2 separate regions of the Homo sapiens genome follow, and region 1 is linked to region 2. The links are chromatin loops, found by intact Hi-C in ENCODE. Cell type or tissue: chondrocyte. All regions are shown on one strand. Links, peaks and the distances in the headings refer to the core of each region. The heading gives the core; the rest is flanking DNA. Region 1 has its middle 97 kb from the start of CSNK1A1L. Region 2 holds the start of LINC00547 (long intergenic non-protein coding RNA 547).

Evidence for each region. Hi-C counts contacts between places; a loop is a spot of excess contacts. Peaks named below come from ENCODE experiments on the same cell type or tissue, not always from the same donor. Only the 100,000 strongest peaks of a DNase experiment are listed, where the experiment ranks them.
Region 1: a loop joins it to region 2, with 2.3 times the contacts of the local background. A loop is called at or near these places in 2 of 110 quality-filtered maps.

Annotation. Positions count from the first base shown.
Region 1 is chr13:37,197,510-37,207,961 of GRCh38, forward strand. No RefSeq gene overlaps it. Among named protein-coding and RNA genes, the nearest start is that of CSNK1A1L, 97 kb to the left of the region's middle. RefSeq lists an enhancer at 1,031-1,701. In chondrocyte, for the core only: no CTCF peak of the experiment used is centred there; no DNase peak of the experiment used is centred there.
Region 2 is chr13:37,528,546-37,538,997 of GRCh38, forward strand. LINC00547 (long intergenic non-protein coding RNA 547) reads left to right here and starts at 6,395. Exons shown (of 5, transcript NR_040244.1): 1 at 6,395-6,419; 2 at 7,270-7,306. In chondrocyte, for the core only: no CTCF peak of the experiment used is centred there; no DNase peak of the experiment used is centred there.

The sequences.
Region 1 (10,452 bases), core at 808-8,807, 330 kb before region 2:
CACACTTTGAATATTTGTAATTATTTTCTTGTATATAGGATGTTTTTTCCTTCCTTTCTTTCTCTATAATATTATTATCATCATTTTTTCTTTCTCTTTTTCCCCCTCTAGAGGGTGTGATTGTAGAGAATGCCGGATAGGATCTTTTGACTTTGCTTCTATAGCCCTATGCACTTCTTTTGGCAGGTTTTGTATTGGGGTCCATGGTTTGACCTATAATCCAGTAGACGGCACCAGTAAGAGCCAGCTGTGGCAAATATGGCTGGGTATATACTTGATCCTTGTTTACTAGGGGAAGCTCTCTGTCCTCAGGCAATGGGCTGTTCTAAGGAGTGCACAGTGGTCTAAGCTCCCTGCTCAGCCCCAGTGTAGGGTACCAAGATGGGTGGGGCCAGACTGGCCAAGCCTACCTACAGGACCCTCAATGGCAGGCAGAAGCACCAGTGCTGAGGAAAGTCCACATGGCCACCAAGTGCCCAGGGGTGTGCCTAGGCATGGAGTGGGGTAAACCTTTGCTCCGAGTTCTATGCATGGTAGTGGGGAGTGGCCTAAACTAATCCAAGAGAGTGGGCACTCTGGATGACTGGAGACCTGCGTGGGCGTGGAGTGTGGAGACTGCACTAGATCTCTGCATAGAAAGGGTGGGACATCTCAGGATAAGAAGTGCTCCAAATGCCTGAAGATATGCCTGGGGGTGGAGTGGAGAGGGCCCTATTACACCAAGGTCTCTGCTCAGGAAAGGAGGACTCAGGCTGTTAATCCAGGTGAGTGGATGCTATGAAATTACTGGAGATATGCCTGGGGGTGAGCAAAGAGGGCCCCCTGCACCACTATCTCGGGAAAGCAGGCTGGGCATCCAGCTATGACACACAAAGATCCATTCCAGATTGACAAACTGGCCCTGGCTGCAAGTCTCATCACCCAGTAGAAACTGTAGCTGCAGTAGCTCTCCTCCCACTGCAGACCTATGACTGGGGAGAGCACAATTTCAGCACATACTTCTGGGGGTGTTTTCCACACTCACTACTCAATTCTCACTGCGGAGACCCCTATCCCACTCCAAAGGAAATGCCCCAAATTTTGGCCCAAGACTAAAATGCCTGTGTGGCTAGGCTGCCAGGTCACCAAAGAATGACTTTGTATGAACCTGGAGTAAAAATGGCATCCTGCCCTTGGTCCTGGGTCTGAAAAAATGCCAGCAGCTTTTCCTGTCTTTCCCTCTCAGTGTCACCAAGCCTCTCCTCAAGTTAGCTCCAGGGACTGGGGGAAACAAAGTGCTCCTCCTTGGCCTGGGTTACAAGGATCCCCAGTGGAAAGGTGAGTCACAGAGACTCTGCACCTCCTGGGGTTTCATTCACTTTTATCAGTGAGATGTCGTCCCAAGGGCTGTTTGCTTGCATTCTCCTCCCTGGGATCTGGGGTGTCCTTTGTTCTTCTGATGGATTCCTGTTTTCTTTCTTCAATTGAAGCTCACAGAGCTGATGGTTTATGCACTATTTTGGTATTTCCAAGTAGCTGAGGCATGCTAAAAGCCTCTGCTTCACTATCTTAGAAAAACAACAACAACAAACTAATCTTTTTATTATTGAGTTGTAAGAGTTCTTTGTAAATTCTGGATATAAGTCCCTTATTAGATATATAACTTGCAAATATTTTCTCCCATTCTGTTAGTTCTCTTTTTGCTCTCTTGATGGTTTTGTTTATTGTACAAAACTTTTAAAATTGTAATGTAGTTCAATTTATCTAATTTTTTTTTTGGTCATTTTGGCTCTTGGTGTCATGTCTAAAAATCATTGCCTAACCCAATGTCATGAATATATATTCTTATATTTTCCTGTAAAAGCTTTATTTTAGTGCTTACATTTAGGCTTATAATCAATTTTCAGTTAATTTTTGTTTTAATATGAAACTGGGTTTAACTTCCTTCTTCTGAATATGTACATTTGTCCCAGTACCATTTGTTGAATAGAGAGTTCTTTCTCCATTGCTTAATTTTTCCCTTGCTGAAATTGTAATGACACACTTTATTCCTGAACTTTGAATTTTTGTTTGGAACAAGAATATAAATTTCTGCAAAAAAAGCCAATTAAACCTCTTTTCTTTATAAATTACCCAGTTTTAGGTATTTCTTTATAGCAGTGCGAGAACAGACTAATACAATTAGTGATGCTGAGCATTTTTTTCATATGCTTGTTGGCTCCATGTATGTCTTCTTTTGAAAAGTGTCTGTGCATGTACTTTGCCCACTTTTTAATGGAATTGCTTGTTTTTTGCTTATAAATATGTTTAAGTTCCTTATAGATTCTGGATATTTGACCTTTGTCAGAGGCATAGTTTGTAAATACATTCTCCCATTCCGTAGGTTGTCTATTTACTTTGTTGATAGTTTCTTTTGCTGTGCAGAAGCTCTTTAGTTTAATCAGGTCCCATTTGTCAATTTTTGTTTTTGTTGCAATTGCTTTTGGAGTCTTCAACATAAAATATTTGCCAGGGCCTAGGTCCAGGATCATATTTCCTAGGTTATCTTCCAGGGGTTTTATAGTTTTAGGTTTTATATTTAAGTCTTTAATTCATCTTGATTTTTGTGTAAGGAAGGGATTCAGTTTCAGTCTTTTGTATATGGCTAGCCAGTTATCCCAGCACCATTTATGGAATAGAGAGTTCTTTCCCCATTGCTTATTTTTGTTGGTTTTGTCAATGATCTGATGGTTGTAGGTATGCGGCATTATTTCTGGGCTCTCTATTCTGTTCCATTGGTCCATGTGTCTATTTTGGTACCAGTACCATGCTGTTCTGGTTACTGAAGCCTTGTAGTATAGTTCGAAGTTGGGTAATGTGAGGCCTCCAGCTTTGTTCCTTTTGCTTACTATTGCTTTAGCTATTTGGGCTCTTTTTCAGTTCCATATGAATTTTAAAATAGTTTTTTTCTAATTCCTTGAAGAATGTCTTTGGTGGTTTGACAGGAATGGCATTGAATGTACAAATTGCTTTGTACAGTATGGTTATTTTAACAATATTGACTATTCTTATCCATGGGCATGGAATTTTTTAAAAATTTGTTTGTGTCATTTTTAATATTTTTGTGCAGTGTTCTGTAATTCTCTTTCACCTCCTTGGTTAACTGTATTCCGAGGTATTTTATTCTTTTGTAGCTATTGTGAATGGGGTTGTGTTCCTGATTTGGCTCTCAGCTTGGATGTTGTTGGTGTATAGGAATGCTACTGATTTTTGTACATTGATTTTGTATCCTGAAACTTTGCTGAAGTTATCAGTTAATTTTTCTTTAAATGGTAGAATTTAATAGTGAAGCCATTTGGATCTAGGCTTTACTTTGTTGGAAACTTTTAAATTATTAATTAACCTCTTTACTTGTTATAGCTTTATTCAGATTTGCTATTTCTTCTTGAGTTAGTTTTGGTAGTTTATGTTTTTCTAGAATTTATTCACTTCATTTAAGTTACTAATTTGTTAGAATATAATTCTTCATAGTATTCCCATATATTTTTAAATTCCTGTTAGATTTGTTGTAATGGCTCCTCTTTTATTTCTGAATTTAGGAATTTGAGTCTTCTCTTTTTTCTTGCAGTAGCATATTTACTTGTCTCTCAGTTTCTACTTTTATTGCTTTCCACCTATTCGTCATGCAGCACACAGAACGTTTTAAAAATGCAAATCAGATCATGCTATTTCCTGCTCACAAACTTTAATGATCATATATTTAATTAGGATAAAATAAAAGCTTCCTGTCTCGGCTTACAAGGTCATAGAAAATCTGACCCTTGATTTGCTTTCAAACTTTATCTTGTGCCAACTTTGTAACTGTAATAGGTCTGTTGCTCAATGCACATGGCAAGTCAGTACGTTGAGACACTGGGTTGCAGTACAGAAAGAGATGTAATCGTAGGGCTGTTCAGTGAGGAGATGGGAAGAAACCTGAAATCTATCTCCCTAAGAAGTTTGGGGAAAGGTTTTTAAGAGTTTTGAAATGGGCTGAAGTGTGGAGATCATTGATTGGCTAAAGAATGCAGGGTAGAGTCATGAGGCAGGGAGATGAAGAGTCTGTGTTCTCATGTTAATTCTGTTCCTATGTGAGAGTCTTCAAGCTGGTTGGTGCCAGCTGTTTCACTGGAAAGCATTTTAAGTAATCTTAAACAGAAGTCATATAATTCTAAGGTGGAAATCCTATCTATAGAACAATGGGGATGCACATGGTCAGTATCTGGTACTATGTTTGGTTAAAAGCAAGTGGGTCAAAGTGCAGCTTGATTAATGCTTAATTATAACTACATTTCTGTCTGGAATTCTTGTGAACCCTGTGAGGGTGGCTTCAATTTCGGTACATTCAATATGCTTCTGCCAATACTAGCTGCTTTTCTGGTTCTTAAATATGCTGAATTCTTTCTTCTCCTTGGGCCCTTGCATATATTGTTATTTCTATGTGAAATTCCCCCCATCCCTCAAACTGGGTAAATTATGCTAACAATTTTGGTCTAGTTTAACTATTACTTCACAAAGAGACTACCAAACCCTTTATGTTACTCTATTGCAATTCACTCACAACTTATAATTATATATTGTGGGGTTATTTTGTTTAATATTTACTGAAATTATGAGAATATGGCTCATGCTATTATTATATAGCCAATTTCAGGATATTATCTACGTTAGGGAAATTTCAATGTATGAAAAATATTTGCTGATAGGTTTTTAATAATACAGATGGGTACCGTGATCTTGTAAAATAACACCCTATTTCTGGTGCTTTAAGAAAATACCTGGATATGACCTATATCGCCCAATACATGTCTAAAAGAGAGAGTGTTAGAAACCAAGACAATTGTTCAGGTCCTTTAACTACTGCCCCTTGTTTCCTCGCTAGTGTAATTTACAAATGATATACCAGTACAAATAAAGGATGTGGCAAGTTTAGGAACTTTGGAATTTTGTTTACATACTTTCTTACTTTTGTTTTTTGAAAAATTCCTTTCCATTTTCCACTGACCAAGTGATTCATAATGTTATCCCAGAAAAAATACACTGTACTCTTGCTTCCTGATGCTTAAACTGAAAATTAGAGATAGTATTTTGGCATCTGAGTAAACATAATATAGTTATTTAAATTGATATGCCAATTTTCACACTTATGCTCCCATTTACAAATAATGACTTGCAGATGAAAGTCAATTCTTAAATATTTTGAGTTTTCTGCATATTTTAATCTCATAGCTGAGATTCAAGTATAACAGTCTTCAGTTGGAAGTACTTGGTGGAGTGGGCATATATATGGAAGCTGATTTTATATTTAAAATACTTACTCTTAAGTAGCCCACTTTTCGCCAAGAAAATATGGTTATGAGAGTAGATCCTGATGATTCTAGAACAGAGGTGAATAAATATTTGAAATAAAGCCCAAATATGTTTTATATGTTTACTTATGAGACTGAAAGAAATATTTAAAAAGTTCTAGTCTTTCTTGTCTATCTATAAGAGATCAAGAAAGTCATTTATTTTCTTGTCTTAGTTTCTCTACCTAAAAACGGAATCCACAAGATTGTCACTTGGTTCCATATTGTCTGTGAAAACACTGAAAGCAGAGAATCCTCCCTATTTGTGTTTATTCCTAGGCCTCTTAATTCCATGGCAAAATTTATTAACCTTCTGTATTTTCCTGTATTCCCTAAGGAAAAAAATGTAGATTTCCCAACTTCACTGAAAATATTTCATCTCCCTAATGTTGACTACATTTAAAAAGTATTCTTACATAATAGGCATTTTAATATATGTAATCTTGAATCTTTAGAACAACATGCAATATAAGTATTTATATTCCTATTTTAATATGAAAAACCAAAGACTGGAGAGATTAAGGAATTTTTCCAAGTTTAAAGCCAATAAAAGTTAAAGCAAAAGTTAAATGTAGGTTTATATTTAACCAAAGCCTTTTTTAAAAAAAATAGATATTCTATTTTCTTTATGGGACTTTGTGAGTCTGAAAGGCAAAAATATGATTAGCAGGTGGTGAATTCTAAGAAGGAATCTATTAATGTGTTTTATTTGTAGAAAGGATGGGAACTATGTGCTTTGTTTTGTTCTCAGTGTACTTTGAGAAATTTACTTTGGTTATAAATTCATAAATAATCTGTAACTCATTTTGGTGGACTATGAAAGCTAACCTCATGTCTTTTCTTTGGAAGGTTCATTGTAACCATAGATAAATTATTTCACTTACCTTTGTCTTAATTAAAGGAAAAATGATTCTAGGTCAAAAGCTACAAGAAAGCAGGGCTAGAAAGTTTATTTTTATTTTTATTTTTTGAGATGGAGTCTCCCTGTCATCCAGGCTGGAATGCAGTGGCATGATCTCTGCTCCCTGCAACCTCTGCTACCCAGGTTCAAGCGATTCTTGTGCCTCAGCCTCCCAAGTAGCTGGGATTAAAGGTGCACCTGCTACCATGCCCATCTAATTTTTATATTATTAGCAGAGATGGGGTTTCACCAGGTTGGCCAGGCTGGTCTTGAACTCCCGACCTCAAGTGATCCACCTACCTCGGCCTCCCAAAGTGCTGAGATTATACGCATGAGCCACCACGCCCGGCTTTAGAAACAGTTTTAAATTGCTTATGGATGCTTTTGAGTATTAATGCCAGTAAAGCAATGAGGAAGACATTTGTCATTTAGTCCACACAGCATTTGAACTATTTTCCGCTTCAAAGAGGTTTCTCTTTTTGAATGGTATAGACACTATCTCTCTAATAAAAGCTGAGATTGTTAAACACTCACTTTCCCTTGTAGCTCTACTATCACAGCCACTTGTGAAAGACTTTGAGATGAAAAGCCAAAAGAAGCAATAGTGAATTCTTTCTCATCACAGTGACAGTAGAAGTGTTTGCAATGTCAAGTTCACAATACAGAATGGGCATCAAGTCTGGTGGCATTCACAGCTGGAATAAAATTGTATTCCTGGTAGAGAATTTGCCCCACTGAAAGTTGTAGTATTCAGTGTTTGGTGGTGAAGGTAAAGGTATCCTTACCAGTCCAGGACTGGTAAGGATATCAAATTAAATTAATAATATGCTTTACCAGGGAGAAGATTTTTACAATACAGTTCTGACTTAAGATGGTTTGACTCAAAAGTTCTCAACTTTATAATAAGTTTATCTTGATGTCACCCCATTGTAAGTGGAGAAACATCTGTATAAATAAAAAACAATTGCTTTCTGGACTACATAAATAATTGCTACATATCGAGAGGAAAAAGACTAATAGTCCAACAGAAAAATGGGCAAAGAATGTATATCTGTAATTTTCAGAAGATAAAACCCAAATAACAAATAAGCCTATTAAAATTATAACAATAATGAGAGTATCTTTCATATCCTTCATATTGGCAAATATATAGTGTCACGTATTTCTAAATTTTGTAACATTATAGGAAATGAGTTCAGTGAAACATTACCATTGAGAGTATAAATTGTCACAACACAGTTGGAGAGCCATTAATGAATATCTAATAAAACTGAAGGTGGACACTTCCTACAATCATCGAGTGCATCTACCCCAATTATGTCTATCCTAGAGGGTCTTGGACATTGCAGAAGGAGAAATGCACAAGAATGTTCATCGTAGGTGCTTTTGTAATAGTAATAAATGGAAAACATCTAACTATCCATTAGTCTATGAACTGATAAACTATGGTTCATCTTCACAATGGAAAACTTTATATAAAATAAAACAAATTCAATCAGTCTACATGCATTCAGCATGGATAAATACCCCAAAATATTGTTTTATTTTTAAGCAAGTTGCAAAAGGTTTGTTTGGTACAACACATTATATATATATACATATATATATGAAATTTAAAAACATCCTAAAACCATAAAAACCCTAGAAGAAAACCTAGGCAATACCATTCAGGACATAGGCATGGGCAAGGACTTCATGTCTAAAACACCAAAAGCAATGGCAACAAAAACCAAAATTGACAAATGAGATCTAATTAAACTAAAGAGCTTCTGCACAGCAAAAGAAACTACCATCAGAGTGAACAGGCAACCTACAAAATGGGAGAAAATTTTCGCAACCTACTCATCTGACAAAGGGCTAATATCCAGAATCTACAAAGAACTCAAACAAATTTCCAAGAAAAAAACAAACAATCCCATCAAAAAGTGGGCAAAGGATATGAACAGACACTTCTCAAAAGAAGACATTTATGCAGCCAACAGACACATGAAAAAACGCTCACCATCACTGGCCATCAGAGAAATGCAAATCAAAACCACAATGAGATACCATCTCACACCAGTTAGAATGGCAATCATTAAAAAGTCAGGAAACAACAGGTGCTGGAGAGGATGTGGAGAAATAGGAACACATTTACACTGTTGGTGGGACTGTAAACTGGTTCAACCATTGTGGAAGTTAGTGTGGGGATTCCTCAGGGATCTAGAACTAGAAATACCATTTGATCCAGCCATCCCATTACTGGGTATATACCCAAAGGATTATAAATCATGCTGCTATAAAGACACATGCACACATATGTTTATTGCAGCACTATTCACAATAGCAAAGACTTGGAACCAACCCAAATGTCCATCAATGATAGACTGGATTAAGAAAATGTGGCACATATACACCATGGAATACTATGCAGTCACAAAAAAGGATGAGTTCGTGTCCTTTGCAGGGACAGGGATGAAGCTGGAAACCATCGTTCTCAGCAAACTATCTCAAGGGCTAAAAACCAAACACTGCATGTTCTCACTCACAGGTGGGAATTGAACAATGAGAACACTTGGACACTGGGAGGGGAACATCACACACCGGGACCTGTCGTGGGGTGGGGGGAGTGGGGAGGGATAGCATTAGGAGGTATACCTAATGTAAATGACGAGTTAATGGGTGCAGCACACCAACATGGCACATGTATACATATGTAACAAACCTGCCCGTTGTGCACACGTACCCTAGAACTTAAAGTATAATTAAAAAAAATCTGAAACAATAGTATAAGTTGTTCATAGATACATTTATATCCAGTTAATAACACTCCGATTTCAGAATAGTGGCTACTTTAGGGGAGGGAAGGAGGGGAATCATGGAGGAAATATGTACTTGTTTATTTATTTATTTATTTATTTTTGAGACAGAGTCTTGCTCTGTTGCCCAGGCTGGAGAGCAGTGGCACAATCTCGGCTCACTGCAAGCTCTGCCTGCCAGGTTCACGTCATTCTCCTGCCTCAGCCTCCTGAGTAGCTGGGACTACAGGCGCCCGCCACCATGCCCGGCTAATTTTTTGTACTTTTAGTAGAGACGGGGTTTCGCTGTGTTAGCCAGGATGGTCTCGATCTCCTGACCTTGTGATCCGCCCGCCTCTGCCTCCCAAAGTGCTGGGATTACAGGCGTGAGCCACCGCGCCCGGCCATATTTATTCTTTAAAAATAAACGGAGAATAAATTGAAGAAATACGAAAAATGTTCATATCTGCTTAATCTTGATTGTGGGTGCACAGATGTCTGTTACAGTACTTTTCATGTTGAAAACATTTCAAAGTTGAAAATTAAGGAAAAACTGTTTTAGGTACTTTAGCTAAAATGAATCTGTGATGTTAAGCTCATTATTAACATAACTCTAAAGGCCTTATATTACTAGACAGTTAGAAACTAATTCTGATGGTTTTATTTTTATCATTACTCTCTACTTGAAAGAGTACACTTATTAAGTATGTGGTGATTAAAATATATTTAAATTTATTATGTATAAAAATAAATATGTAGAGATAACATACATATGACATACACATACATATATGTTTGTTATTTCTGATGTTTGCTTGTTTTAGATAGTAGACAGAGTTGAGAATTTTTTTTAAAGAAATCTGGGTTTGGATTTTGGTACTTAATCTCTTTGAGACTTAGCTTTACTTTATTCCTCCCCAAATTTTCTCCAACCTGATTTAAGATACACTTCTTAACTCAATATGTTGCTTAAGTCACTGGAGACTCAGTGTTTTTATATATAAAATTTTAATACTATTAACAATTTATTTAGATGTTTATAAGCATTAAATAATATCATGTATGTAAAAATTCTTTGTAAACTCCAAAAAGCTGTATTTAAGATAGATATTGACATTTCTTTAATTTCTGCTTTCAATGCCCCAGACTAAAAACCAAGAGATTAATACATACTTCTGTATTATTCATTGAGTGCCTAATGCACAAAGTACAAAATTCATTGCGGTCATTTTATCAAAATGAAAGAAAAGTAGACATTACTCAATATTTTTGTCTGTGGAAAGTCATGCCTGTGATCCCAAATGGGGAACTGGCTTGTGTGATTCTTTTTGTTTTTCTGCCCTCTAGAAAGAACCCATGGACTTTTTGAGAGCAAAATCAACCTCAGATCCTGCTTTGGTAACATACATTCCAAAAACGGAATGATTTC
Region 2 (10,452 bases), core at 711-8,710:
GTGAGTACCTAGTTCCTCACTTCAAGATGGAGTCACTCTGGTCAAGTTTTATTAAAACAGAGACCTGATAAGCGGGGATTCCTTAACACCTTGATTCAAATATTTAAACCTTGCTTCCTGATGAAATTATCGTCTTTCCATTTCATCACACTGTCACTCTGGGCCACAGGCCTTTCAGAAACCATTTTTACTTGTTTCTTCCCAAGTGTTTTTCGAATACATGTTAATTATTGTCTATGACCAATCACCCATGATAGAATCAGGCATATGGAAAGGCAATGGGCCCAATTAATGAAAGAGATTTGGACGCACAGTAGTTTTTTATTTTATCCCAATTGATGTCAGAGGCTACATACAAAAGTCAATAACCAATTACTTAACAACTTTATAATCTTTTCCATTCATATTATACTGCGCAAAGAAATGGTCAGTATTTCCATGTCCTATAGGCTTTGTTCTGCATTATTCCATGGTAAAAACTTTGGTATTGTTTGGTGTTTAGTATTCTGCTTTTTAGACCCTATTTCAAACAATGAAACTTATTTCCACCAAACATTTTATTTACTATTTCTAGATTGTGTGTGTATCATCTAAAAAAGATTTAATAAAATATAAATTACCTAATACAAACAAAATAATTAAAATCAAGGTTTCTGTCTTTCCACTTGCTTACTCTTGTGAATCTTATTTTTCTATGCCAGTAAGACCTCTTTATCTCGTTTCTCATTTAGCTCTTAGCTTTTTATCAATTCCACAGAGGCTTTAATCTGCTTTTCTAGCACTGTTAACTCTCAAACTCCGACATTTTCTCTTGTTTCTGCTATCTTAATCACCCAAATTATACAATAAACCTTCCTCCCTCCTCCTGGCTGTTATGAGCTAATGAGAACATCCCGAAAGCTTTGGAACTGTTTCCAGGATAAATACATGTTTTAAACTGGAAAGGATTACCAACAGCAGAGGGCATGTGGAGGCACCCTTAGAAGGAGGATGGATACGGATCTTGAAGGCTGATGTGGCATATTTGATAAAATGTAATTAAATATTCAGAACACTAAAAATTATAAATTTTTACTAGCTTGGTTTGATAATACAAATCACAGAGTCAGGATCAAAAAATTTCAAAGCTTAAAACATTTGGAAAGATAATTTCTACTTCTTGGTAAGATGAAACAGCTGACATCAGAGCAATATTTCTATTAAAACACACACACACACAAAACCCTAAATAAATTACATAAATAATTTTCCACAGAGAACTTTATAAAGAATGATCACGGGATGACCTAGTGTTCCAGAGAGTGAAGAACTGTCTGTGCTCTAATGGATTTTCAACCCCACCTGCCCCACCCCCACCCCAGGGGTTATTTGCTGATTTAGTGGGTAAGCTAATGGTTGAGCTTAGTTCTGACAGACAGCTTCTGTTGGGAGGAGAGGAAGCTAAAGTAGCAATTTTAGTGGTCATGTTCAACTAGAATAATAATTTGGAAACCTGAGGCTGATATTACCCAAGGGTCATTTGCTGAATCTGGGTCTCTGTGGAAGGTGAGGGAGTTGGGATTAGCCTTCTAAAAAAGCAGAGTGAGATCTCTGGCAATTTCACATAGTTTAGGAAGCCAACCTTACAGGAGAGGAGGACAGCCTGAATCTCACTGCCAATTTTCCCCTCAAAATATTTGCCAGATTTTGAAGCCATATTGGTAAGAAGTTGGAAAGCTGAGCTGGAAATCTGTTATTCAGAGCTTAATCTTCTGCAGAATTTGGAGACTGATGAGATAGCTACTTGCTAATTTATTTTTCTAAAACAAAGGCGGTATATGCTAGAACAATAGTGTTGACTTGGAAGTAGATAGATCCGAACTAAATCTCTAAGCCAATCTGGAGATAGTTTATCCTTGGATTTAATTGATGTAATCAGCAACTCAAGTTATTGCCTAACAAATAAAAAGAGAAATCCTCTGGTGGAATATAACATCATATGGAGTCTCTGAGGTTTTTTTTTTTATATACAGTGTTTGTCCTGTGAACAAATATCTATAATAATCAGATAGTTACAAAAGTGTGATTACCAGTGGGGGAAAAAATAAATAACAAATAAAAAAAATTACAATAGTAAAGACACAGGTAATAGAGATGTTGTAGTTAGCAGTCAATGACTTTGAAATAAATGTTTAAATATATTTAAGAAATATGTTTGAAAGTTATTCAAGAAAATGGAGAAGAAGTTGTATAAAATAAATGAGAGTATAAAATATCATTAGATGTTTATTGATGGAATGAATCAAATTGATACTCCGCAAGTAAAAAAATCTAAAATTATCAAGTAAATAGATGAGTTTATCAGTAGATTGTGAAATTACCTCTGTAAACTTTATAAACTTAGGGAGGAAGGGAGGGAGATAAATGAAGATAAGCCAAGCTTACAGCAGACTCACCATTAATTATTAGGTCAGCTTGCTCTTGGACCCACTTCCTCATAGTTGTTTTCCTACTGTCCCAGAAGCATGAAAACCTTGTCACAAGGTCATAGATCACCTTAACTGCCCTATAGACAACAACTTGAATATTGTGAAATGTAAAGTTTTCCATTTCAGTTATTCTTTCAAGTCCTGAATACCAGTGAAACTATTGAGATAAGCTGGTCTGAAGGATGCCGTGAGAAGCTGACTCACCAAAGAATGTAGTTTCCACATGCTGAAGATTTTATCCCCCTTACCCTGACTGATCAATGAACCCGATTTTCCAGCCTCTCACTCTACACAATCCCCTTAAAAATCTGACCCCAGAACTCCTCAGGGACATGGAGTTGAGGATCTCCTCCCATTTCCTTGCTTAGTTGCCCTTGGATACCTAAACTCTTTCTCTGCTGTAAACTCTGCTGTCTCAGTGTATTGGTATGTTACTACACAGCAGACATAGGAAATTGTTGGTCCTGTAATAATTGGGTGCATGAGAAGACAAGATTAGTAAAGTGGAAAAGTGAACAATAAAACATAACCGAATATAAGCAGAGAGAGTAAAAAGCATGGAAACCACAGAGCAGAGCTAAAATATCAGACATTACATTATTCTACTATTAGAATAATGTAACATACATCTTACTGATGTGCCAGGAAAAAAAGAGAGAATAAATCATAAATAACATTGAGGAGTAAACATCCAAGAATTTCTCCAAACCATTGAAAGATATCGACCTTTATATCCAAAGCTCTGGAAACCCAGAGTATTTAAACAAGATAACCACACCTGCATATAAAGTGATTAAATCAATGAAAACCAAAGGCTGAGAAAAATCTTAAAAGCAGTCTGAAGGCAAGATGTATTTCTATTAAAGAAACAAAAATTATTAATTTCTCAAGAGAAACATTGAAAACCAGAAGATAATATAATGACATTGCTAGGTGTTGAAAGAAAATAATTACCAAATTATAATTTAATATACTGTGAAGTTATCTTTCAAAACTGTAGGTGAAATAAAGCATTTTCAGACAAACAAAAATGAAGAGAGTTTATCAGCATTCAGCTTGAACTAAAAAAAATAAATGAAGGGATATTTTTAGGCAAAAAAAAAATGTTCAAAACACAGAAGAGCGGGAGAGAATAAAGAAAAAATGAGAGTAAATTCCTGTAATCCCAGCACTTTGGGAGTCTGAGGCAGGCAGATCCCCTGAGGTCAGGAGTTCGAGATCAGCCTGGCCAACATGGTGAAACCCCATCTCTACTAAAAATACAAAAATTAATTGGGCATGGTAGCACACACCTGTAGTCCCAGCTATTTGGGAGGCTGAGACAGGAGAATGACTTGAACCTGGGAGGCAGATGTTGCAGTGAGCAGAGATCACGCCACTGCACTCCTGCCTGGGTGACAGAGCAAGACTCCATCTCAAAAAAAAAAAAAAAGTAAATACGTTGGTTGATATAAATGAATATTAACTATAAAATATTACTGTTATGCCTAAATTATATGTAGAATTTAAATGACTGACAACTATATTGCAAGAGGTCAAAGTTTGGGAAAATAAGGCTTACAGCTTCTAAGTTTTTAGCTGTTTCAAGAAATTGGCAGCTTTCTTTGCCATTATCTCTGTGATTCTTCTAAATACCCATTACTGTTTTCTGACAGTCTGCCCAATGCCTTTTACGTGACAATAGATGACTCTTAACCCCATTCCAATAGATGAACTTGCTTTCTATTAACAAAGATTATTTTGCTGCTTCCACTTTTATAGCTACAATTAAATTGCAGACTATGTATAGTTTGAATATGTCCCCAAAAAGCATGCATTGGAAACTTAATCCCTAATGCAACAGTGTTAAGAGTTAGGGCCTACTGAGAAACAATTATGTCAGGAGGCCAGAATGAATGGATTAAGGCCATTATTGCAAGAGTGAGTTTGTTATAAAAAGGGGGAGTTCAATCTCTTTTGGCTTTCTCTCTTGCCCTATCTTTGCCTTTGCACCATGAGATGATACAGCAAGAAAGTCTTCGCAAAATGCCAACACCTTTTTATTGAACTTCCCAGCTTCCAGAACTGTGAAGCAATACATTTTTTTCATTATAAATTACTCAGCCTGTGGTCTTCTGTTATAGTTGCAAAAAACAGACTAAGACAGATTATTACCAAAAAAATCTGTTTTTCTTCAGAAATGGAATATGGTAGAGATGCATTATTTATACTGCAGTAACTTATGATGTGCCATTGCATTGTAAACTCTTAGCGGGTTCTTTTTCTTTATTCTGTATTAAAGCCAGACACTTCCTCAATTGGTATTGGCTTTCTTGATATAGTTTCTAGACTTTTTGCTTTTTGTCTTTCTCATGTGTGTATTATGAAAACATCGATGGCTATCGATATAGTCTTTCACATCTTCTCAAGGTTTGGCTTAAGTATACTAGTTCATATCCTCTGAAACTTGAAAGTGGTTAATTTGTAACCCTGTACAGATAGTATCAACTAATGTTTAGATTGTCTTGATCCCAAAGCAAAGATCTCAGAATGGAATGGCTTTTTTTAAAATGGTTCATTTAATTTGTGGATGTTCAAAAGCAATATGGTTATTTTTTCAGATAACTGAAAAAGGGATTCAAACCTGTCTACATGTTGTCCTTGCATACTGAAAAAAAAAAACAAACCACGGTTAGAAAACACTTTGCAGAACTTACCCAATAGTTATTTATAGGGAGATCAATGTGCTATTTTCTAATGCATTTTCTTCTGCTTTTTGTTTTTCACTCTTTTTTCTTGCTCTTTTAGTACCAATGAAACAGAAAACTGGATTTAGTCTCGACTTTTTAATATAATTATTCCAATTGTCCATTTTACTTCATTAAGTGTCACAGATAAAGATGTAGTATAATTTTGATCAAAAAAATAGGATTTAAAAAAACCAGGGTGTTTGAATAACTTAGTTTAAAAGTGCTTGTGTTTGCCTAAATATTCCAAATGAAGATCTTACATGTCTCAAATAAGCCTGACCATAAATAATGTTAAAAAATAAATATCAAACATATAAAAGGAGAAATAAAAGCAAATCACAATCCAAAACAAGTATTTCAAAAATACGTATCTAGCCAGAGGAAATTGTTTTAGGAAAATTATTTTATGAATTTAATTTTAATAATTTCAATTTTCCTTAATTTCCTTCCAGTAATGAGAAAACTATTTTCCATATGGTTACTATTTTTTTTTATATTCAATTACATTCTTGGGGGAAAGCTTCATTTGTTGTCATTTGTGGAATAATGCAATCTCATCATGGCGGCAGTTGAGAGTTCTGTGATTTGGATCTGACTCATTATGACACATCTGTTTTAAAGAGTATCAAACATGATATCCCTCAATTCATTTCTCATTATGTCTGAGCTTGGCTTAGGAATAGGCTCAGATCCGAGTATGTGATGTGAGTATGGGCTGAGATTCAGGAAGGCTTAGATATGGAAGGGGACTGAGAGAAGGACAGAGTTGGGTAAATAAATGAGGTGGCCTCAAGCTGAGATGTGGATTACAGACGAATTCATTGATGCATTTCAAAAGTGGAAAGGCAGGAGAAAATGAAATTCAATTTGCTTCATTTTAAAAATCGTAGCTCTAGAATTATATTATTCAAAAGATGTTAAAAATTCTAAATATTTTACTGTGGTTTTATTCTGTTTTTCTATAAAAAGATGGTATGTTCTCTCAAAAACCAACTATTTAGTAAGCATAGCATTATGACAAATAATTCTGAAAATGACAATCAAGTAATCAAGTTCTGTAAGTTCATGACCTATAAACAAATCAGAATGAGAAGTTTAAATATACTCCTTGTTTTCCCTTGCCCTTAAATGGTAATCTGAGTTTGAGGAATAACTTCTGAATGTATTTATAGCAGGCAGATGGTTCTGTTGCCTACTGTTAGTTTGGAAAGAATAGAAGAAGGTATAGATAGGTGACTGGAGAAGGAAAACACTTTACTAAGCCGACATGAATAGAATGCAGATTTTTTTAAGCCAAATCAGTTTTGAAAATGTATATATAAAATTGTGCAAAAGAATTTCTCTAGTTTTTTCCTGTATTATTTAATGGTTGAAGGCTGTAGACTTTTTTTTTTTTTTTTTTTTTTTTTGAGATGGAGTCTCACTCTGTCTCCCAGGCTGGAGTGCAGTGGCGCGATCTCGGCTCACTGCAAGTTCCGCCTCCCGGGTTCACGCCATTCTCCTGCCTCAGCCTCCCGAGTACCTGGGACTACAGGTGCCCACCACCACGCCTGGCTAATTGTTTTGTATTTTAGTAGAGATGGGGTTTCACCGCGTTAGCCAGGATGGTCTCGATCTCCCGACCGCGTGATCTGACCGCCTCAGCCTCCCAAAGTGCTGGAATTACAGGTGCGAGCCACTGCGCCCGGCCGTAGACTTTTTTTTTCTTTAACAGTAAAAATATACCACTTCAAAACTTGCAGTCACAATTCTAGCTGGATTAGCCAAACCATATAGAATAACGTTTTTTTTTCTTGTTTTTTTTTGTTTTTGTTTTTAAAAACCATGGAATTTATTTTGAAGAAAATATGGTTATCATTAATGTTACTTTTTATTTTCTTCCAATCTCCTATCTGATTCAAGTAATGAATTTTAAATTTCTGTTTAGTAAGTTTATTGCAAATGTGCCAAAATTTGACATCTGCAATTCTTAGCAGACGCTATGTTAAGAAAAACAAAGTATTATTTTAATTGGGTATGATTTCAGGCTCATAAACAAAATAATGAAGTATTTTTTTCCTTTTGCTTCCCAGGAATAGATGTTCACCAAGACCAGTAGTTCTCAAACAGGTGAGCATATTAGAATTGAAGTTCACTTGGGAAACTTCTATAAATTGTAAATCTTTTCCTTTCTCTCTCCAACACTCTTTCCAAGTTTCTTCCAGGTATTTTGCTATATCTCATGTTCAGCACAATTGCCAGCCATTGCAGTATGTTCTGGAGCTACAAGGTCCATGAACTATTACACTTGCCTCAAAGACTTCTAGTTTCTTTCAATTCTGATAAAAAAATAAATGACATGATACAGTGGGATAAGTGCTATTATGGTAAAATGAACTTTATGAAGACAGCCTCTAAAACAAATTTGTGGGTTAAGACAACTTATCAGAAGAAGTGAAATCTAAGTTGAGGGTTGAAAGATGACTGTAAGTTAACTAGTTATAAAAGGGGATTTTATGTTTGAGGGTGTATGTATTTAGGAGTGTGGTTTGAGTTTGAAGATTGTTGCAAAGAACATTTTAAGCAAATGTGTATTCTAAGAATATGCAAAAGTATGAAGGAAAGAGTCAGGATATATTGAATACATTATTGTAGTTTGGAAAAATGGTGCATGATTAATGAAGTGAGAGAAGATATTTAGGAGATTGAGGCTGATTATAAAGAGCTGGAGGAAGGAGTTCACCCTTTATCCCGAAAAGATAAAGTGAACACTTTAAATAAGAGACATCATATTTGTGATTTTGAAAAATTATTGATAGCAAAGAAGCAAGAGGCTGGAGGCAATTAGACACTAATGTAGTGTCTTAGAAAATACCTGAAAGTGAGTAGTTCATAAAGAGCAGAAAACTATTTTCCCACCATGTTGGAGTCTGCAGAGTTCAAGATCAAGGTGCCAACAAATTCAGTTGTCTGGTGAGAGCTGCTCTCTGCTTCCAAGGTGCCTTGTTGCTGTGACCTCGCATGATGGAAGGTGGAAGAGCAAGCTAGCTGAACATTGTATAAAGTCTCTTTCTTTTATAAGATCTTTAATCTCATTCCTGAGGAAGGAACCCTCAAGGCCTAATCAACTCTTACGGTCCCCACTTCTTAATACTTTCACATTAGCAACACCTGAATTTTGGAGAAGGCACATTCAAACCATAGCATGCAGTAATCCAGGTGAGAAATTATGGTAAAAAAAAATCATGAGAGTGTTAATGAAGAAAAGATTATGGAAACAAAATATTGAGTCCATATTTGCCTCATCTGGATGTGTGGAAGATTTTAATAAGATATTTTAGATATATTTTTACTCTACCACCCAGAAAATTTTCCTGAACAGTTTATAACATGAAGTATCTTGCTTCATGTAATACTTATAATTTATATATTTTAATGAATTATTTCAATAAAAATATTCATATGTTTTTCTTTAAGAAAGCACCTCTCATGATTCCTTAGCCCTCTCCAAGTACTTCCCATTTTCTGTTCCCTTCAAAGGCAAATTTCTCAAAATTTACACTGCTGTGATTGTCTTGCTTTTCCTTTATCTGTTAATCCACTCTTGGATTCTGCTCCCAATATTTCCCTTGCCAAGGCCCATAATGACATCTACATTGGAATAATCAGTGGATGTACTTCGGCCATCATTGGCTCACTCTGTTCTGGAAACATTTGCTTCCCTTGAAACTATGACCTTGGTTTTTTACCCATCTCTTTTGCTTCTCTGTCTCAATCTCTTGTCCTAGATGTTCCTCTTCTTACTAATCTCCAGCTACTGAAGTTCTTCAGGGTATCCATATATCTTCTTTCTTCTCTCTAATTTGTCTCCTAATCTAATTAATTTTTTTTTTGAGATGGAGTCCTGCTCTGTCGCCCAGACTGGAGTGCAGTGGCACGATCTCAGTTCACTGCAAGCTCTGCCTCCAGGGTTCAAGTGATTCTCCTTCCTTAGCCTCCCCAGTAGCTGGGACTACAGGTGCCTGCCACCACGCCCAGCTAATTTTTTTGTATTTTTTTTTTTTTTTAGTAGAGATGGGGTTTCACCATGTTAGCCAGGATGGTTTCTATCTCCTGACCTCGTCATCTGCCTGCCTTGGCCTCCAAAAGTGCTGGGATTACAGGCGTGAGCCACCGTGCCCGGCCTAATCTAATTAATTTTATAATTCCAAAAAATATCAGTGTGGCTATACATGAACAGATTATAGCTATTCTAGTTAAATTTTCTTATTTGAATTGTAAATTCTTGTGTTCAAAAACTTATTTGATATATCCATTTGATTGGTTGTAAAGATCTCAAGAGTTTACAGAGGCACTAATCCTATTTACAAGGGCCCTATCCCTATGATCTACTCACCTTCCAAATGTCCCACCACTTAATACTATCACATTGGGGATTGGATTTCAATACATGAATTTTAGAAGGACACGAACATTTGGAGTATAGCAAGAAACAATAGTAATCTACTAAGCAGGTAATAGCTTGTATACACCTCAGTTTGTGACTTAATATAGATGTAGCAGTTCTTCAGAAATTTGTCTTTGGATAAGAAGTTAAATCTTATGTTTTGGGTGACTGTTGCTAAAAATAAATTCCAAGTACTTTCTAAATTAGGAGAGATAATTCCCCTTTGAATTATATATTCCATTAAAACATTTTAGAGCTGAAAAAATAAAAGAAATAGATAACAATGAGCTTTTTAGATCACCCAGGCATAAATAAAGGATACTCAGCTATAAAAATGACTAAACAAGGACTTGATGATTTTTCATAATTGATGTATGCTACTTGTATTTTCATTACTTCATATGCTACTTGTATTTTCAGGAGTGCTGTGTTCTAAGAGAATAAATTTTGGTTTAAAAGATTTGAGAATATGACTGGGTGCAGTAGCTCACGCCTGTAATCTCAGCACTAGGAGGCCTAGGTGGGAGGATAATTTGAGCCCAGGAGTTCAAGACTAGATTGGGCAACATGGTGAAACTCTGTCTCTACAAAAATACTTGGTGACATGTGTCTTTAGTCCCAGCCACTCTGGAGGCTGAGGTGGGAGAATCACTTGAACCCTGGGAGGTTGAATTTGCAGTGAGCTGAGATTGTGCCACAGTACTCCAGCCTGGGTGATAGAGTAAGACTCTGTCCCAGCCAAAAAAAGAAAAAAAAGATAAGAGAGTAAGAAATTAGAATAATTTTATGACTTACATTTCCTTCCCTGGATCAAGGAAAACTGTTTAAA